Regions from separate parts of the Homo sapiens genome. Here region 1 is linked to region 2. The links are chromatin loops, found by intact Hi-C in ENCODE. Cell type or tissue: endothelial cell of umbilical vein. All regions are shown on one strand. Region 1 has its middle 43 kb from the start of BHLHE40-AS1. Region 2 overlaps LOC124906209 (a long non-coding RNA gene).

What was found. Peaks named below come from ENCODE experiments on the same cell type or tissue, not always from the same donor. Only the 100,000 strongest peaks of a DNase experiment are listed, where the experiment ranks them.
Region 1: it touches region 2 in a loop (8-fold over the local background); 32 of 110 quality-filtered maps call a loop at or near these places.

What each region holds. Positions count from the first base shown.
Region 1 is chr3:5,022,092-5,024,591 of GRCh38, reverse strand. No RefSeq gene overlaps it. Among named protein-coding and RNA genes, the nearest start is that of BHLHE40-AS1, 43 kb to the right of the region's middle. RefSeq lists enhancers at 856-1,225, 673-1,872. In endothelial cell of umbilical vein, no CTCF peak of the experiment used is centred here; a DNase peak (open chromatin) is centred at 1,121; H3K27ac peaks cover 2,500 bases.
Region 2 is chr3:4,854,882-4,857,381 of GRCh38, reverse strand. The region is part of intron 2 of LOC124906209 (a long non-coding RNA gene); the gene reads left to right. Among named protein-coding and RNA genes, the nearest start is that of EGOT, 100 kb to the right of the region's middle. In endothelial cell of umbilical vein, no CTCF peak of the experiment used is centred here; DNase peaks (open chromatin) are centred at 221 and 1,521; H3K27ac peaks cover 2,500 bases.

The sequences.
Region 1 (2,500 bases), 170 kb before region 2:
AACAAATGATCTTTAGGGACTCGAAAGTAAACTACCCACAATAGCTGAGATGTGAAAACAATAAATGAATGGATAAACTAAATCTAGTATGTACATACAATGAAATATTATTCAGCCTTAAAAAGGAATGAAATTCTGGTAAGTGCTACAATATGATGAATGTTGAAGACATGATGCCAAGTAAAATAAGTCAGACACAAAAGGACGGTATTGTATGATTCCACTTATATGGAACACCTAGACTAGACAAATTTATACATACAGAAGTAGAGTAGAGGTACCGGGGGCTGGAGGGAGAGAGGAGTGGGGAGTTCTCGTTTGATTAGAATTCAATGAACAATTTAATTGGTGATGAATTGAAGGGATGCTGAACAAGCTCTAGGAATGGGTAGTGATGGTTGCACAACGTTGTGAATGTACTTAATGCCTCTGAATTGTGCACTTAAAAATGGTTAAAAGGTGGCTCACGCCTGTAGTCCCAGGATTTTGGGAGGCTGACATGGGTGGATCGCTTGAGCCCAGGAGTTTGAGACCAGCCTGAGCAGCATAGTGAAACCCCATCTCTCCAAAAAATAAAAAAAATTAGCTGGGTGTCGGGGCACATGCCTGTAGTCCCAGCTTCGTGGGAGGCTGAGGTGGGAGGATTGATTGAGCCCTAGAGGGTGAGGCTGCGATGAACGGTGATCACACCACTGCACTCTAGCTTCAGTAACAGAGGAAATTCTGTCTCCAAAAAAAAAAAAGTTAAAATGGTAAATTATGTGTTATGCATATTTTACTACAATGAAAAATTTTAAGAAAAAAAAGGTAACCCACATAGCAATCCCCATGCTTATCCAAGTCTTTCTTTAAAAGCAGACTCCTGGGTACTTATTAAAGCAGAAGCAGTCTTAACCCAGGCCTGCACTTGAAAGCAAGAAAACATCATGCCTTTAAAAAATAGCTCACGAGCGTGTGTTTTCACTAAACACAGGAGGCTGGTATTCCCCTCAGGTATTCCAAGTGAGCAAGATATGGCTGGTAGAGGGGAGAATTGGGAGGTGAGTCACCGGTTTGGCAGGTGACGTCACCATGAGGTGACCGTCTGCGTGGTGTGCCTTCCAACTCCCACGTCTCCCATTTTCTCCACTCAGGGGCGGCCAGGTCACCAGCTGGCTCAGCTGGAAGTCTATCTGTTCTGGTGTGATGTTTAGTGAGAAACATTCCTCTTTATGACTCAGTGACTCAATATCCCAACAGATGGGTTCAGGAAGGCTCCAGCAGCTAAAGCCAACTCCGAGGTCGAAACCTGGATAGCCAAGGAGGAGATGAAAGACATAAACCCTTGGGAAGGGAGAGGAGAGAGCTCGTTTTCTGTTTGTTGGAATGCTAAATATCTAAGAAGTAATGGGATGATTTAGGATAATAATTATTATCCTAAGACAACTTAGGAGACTGGCACACGGAAGAGGATAGTAAATATTTATTGAATGAAATATTCATTGATTATTATTTCAGAGGTATTCAGCTGCAAGAACAATCCCAAACTATGAGTGAAAAACACAGATTCTCGGGCGGGCACAGTGCCTCACGCCTGTAATCCCAGCACTTTGGGAGGCCAAAGTGGGTGGGTCACTTGAGGTCAAGAGTTCGAGACCAGCCTGGCCAACATGGTGAAACCCTGTCTCTGCTAAAAATACAAAATTAGCCAGGTGTGGTGGCACAGGCCTGTAATCCCAGATACTCAGGAGGCTGAAGCAGGAGAATCGCTTGAACCCAGGAGGCAGAGGTTGCAGTGAGCCGAGATTGTGCCACTATACTCCAGCGTGGGTGACAAAAGGGAAACTCCATCTCAAAAAAAAAAAAAAGAAAAAGAAAAATGTATATTCTTACTTATGTCTCACCAACTCTAGTTTTCTCAAAGGGGCACCAGAAATGGAGCTTGATATATTTTCATGGAATTGACACAGGTTTGATACGGACAACTATGATACTGACACAAAGAATCATGATGTTTATGCAGGTAATGAGATCATTAACAAGTAGTAATGTGAAGGGATTGTCTTGGACATGTTTGTACACTCATCCAGCAATTGTTAGCAGAGGTACCATATCTATATAAGATGAAAGGAAATGAGAAAGAGAAAGTATTTGCTTTATTTGTTTTTCCTTTTTTCTCTTTAGGCTCTATACTGTTGAGTCAATCTGGGATGGTTTAAGGTACATGAGCCTCGGTATCAGGCAAGCCTCAAATTAGTCAGTGAGGACTCTTAGTTGCAAGACAGAAACTGGATTCAAATTAGCTACAGGGGGAAAAAAAAGATCCAGCTGATGGCTTCAGGCATAGCTGTTTCCAGGTGCCCAAATGCTAGTGTTAGAGATTTGTTGTTTTTTTAATCTTTCAGCTCTGCCTGCCTATAAGATGACAAGGAATTGTCCCAGTAGCTCTAGTCTTACCTTTTGTGAGCTTAACAACCTCATTAGAAAGAGATCTTTCTTCTCAACAAAAATATCAGGATTA
Region 2 (2,500 bases):
TACTTTTATTTTCTTTGTTCCTCACTGGATCTTTTAAAGTGCAAATCCTAGCAAATGAAACCTGAGGAAGAAAGTCTCTAATCGGGGGTGCGTGTGTGTGTGTGTGTGTGTGTGTGTCTAAAAAAGCAAACATCTTTTTATAGTTGTTTCTGGTTGTCCAAGAATAGCAATAGTGAATGTAAAAGGAAGCAACAGTCTCTTGGGCAATCATTTATAGCTTTATCAGTGTATACGATCATGTTAATGAACTGATTTGTTCAGCCTGTTTGGACCATGAGAAAATGTGACCTTCCTAATTGTATTCAAATCCGTCAGAGTTGAAAAGAAATATGTGATTTGTTTTTCTCGTCTTTAACCTGTCTAGATTTTGCCTAAGCAAATGTGGTAGGCAGAATAGCGGCCCCCTTAAAGATGTTCATGTCCTAATCCCCAAACCCTGTGAATATGTTGCCTTACATGGCAAAAGGGAGATTGCAGATGTGATTACTGATTTTGAGATGGGGAGATTTCCTGGATTATGCAGGTTGGACCAATGGAATCACAAGTGTCCTAATAAATGAAGGAGGAAGGCAGGAGAGTCAGAGTCAGAATGATGCAATGTGTAAACGGCTCAACTGGCCATTCCTCTCTTTGAAGATGGGGTCAGGCCACAAGCCAAGGAACGGAGGCAGCCTCTTGAACCTGAAAAAGGCAAGAAAATGGATTCTCCCCTAGTGCCTTCAGAAGGAACGTGGACAAGCAGAACTGTAAGATAATAAATTTGTGTTGTTTTACGCCTTTAAGTTTTTGGTAATTTGTTACAGCAACAGTGGGAAACTAGTGCAGCATACCTACAGGACTGTTCCATTTGTAAGTTCTAAAACACAGGCAACTGATTATTTTTATTTAAATCAGGAGCACAAATCATTTTAAGTTTCACTGCCAGTGCTACCTTGCTCTCTAGTGAGCAGGTTTTTGACCCTTGCCCTCCTGCCCAACTCTGTGAAATACTTAGTTGAAAAAGTGTGCACACTGAATGTGCTAAAAAGGGTAAAAGTACCGTGAGTCAACCCAAACATTAGCAGTCCTGGGTGTGTGGGCTGTGGGCCACCTGCACACCATCGCCATTGTATGTTTGCACCACCATTTGTTTATTCATTTACTAGCTGATGGACATTTGGTTTGTTTCCAGTTTGAGGTGATATCAATAAAGGTGTTTATAATTTGCATACAGGTTTTTGTATAGACATATATTTTCATTTCTTTTGGATTAATACGTGGTAGTAGGATTTCTGGATTTTTTAGTAGGTGTGTTTATTTTTTTTTAACTTCAGTTGTTTTTCAAATTGGTTGTACTGTACTCTACCCATAAGTATGAGAATTTATATTAGTCCATTCTCACACTACCATAAAAAAATGCCTGAGACTGGGTACTTTATAGAAAAAAAGGTTTAATTGGCTCACGGTTCTGCAGTCTGTACAGGAAGCATGGTGTCATCTGCTCTGCTTCTGGGCCTCGAAGCCTCAGGAAACTTAGTCATGGCGGAAGGAAAACAGCGGGCCAGCACTTCAAATGGCTGGAGTAGAAGGAAGAGAGGGTGCAGGAGGTGCTACACACTTTTAAACAACCAGATCTCATGAGAACTCACTCACTATACAGTATCAAGGAGAGATGGTGCTAAACCGTTCATGAGAACTCTGCCCCCAGGATCCAGTCACCTCCCACCAGGTCCCACCTTCAACAACAGGGATTACAGTTCTACATGAGATTTAGGTGGGGACACAGATCCAAAGCATGTCAGAGTTTCGGTTTAAAATCCTATGGAATGGTACAAAAAGAGCTATGAAAGACTTCCATCCACCCCTAAGTCCTTTGGCCCATTGTGAAATTTCTAGTATTAGCAGAAATACTAAAATTTGTTAAATCTGGTTGGGAGACTCTAACTCAAGTGATTTACATATGGTTTATGTATAGATGAACCATAATTTGTTATTCAAAATGGCCATAATTTCTTTAGGCTACTTAAATGTGCTCTGTCTCTTCAGGTGTAATGAGAACTGCCATAATACTACCTGAATTGTTGAGGGATTATCTTTTAGCATTGTTAGATAAGGGAGTTGGGTGGAGAGAGGAGTATGAAAGTATATGTGGGTCTGAATTTGCACGTTCGTAGAGACCATGCTAAATCACAGCTTTGTTATAAGAGTTGAAAGAGGGAGGAAGAGAGAGATTGGGATCCCCTGGTTAGAGGGAGCAAATTGGAGAATGTTGTGAAGCAGGGTTACCGGAGCCAGAGGCATTATGATTAATGGTTAGTTTATAGGATTGAATGGTCAGTTAGCAACAAAAAGAGTAGTGACTGCCTGATGTTCAGTTCTATATGCACCTTCTTTTTGGGCCACTGCTAGATATTCGTTCCTTAATGAAAGACTCCTCCTTGCCCTTGGCTCCAAAACAAGCAGATTAAGTGAAGTTTCAAAAATAATCTTTTTTTTACCCCTCAAAGGCATTGACCCTCTT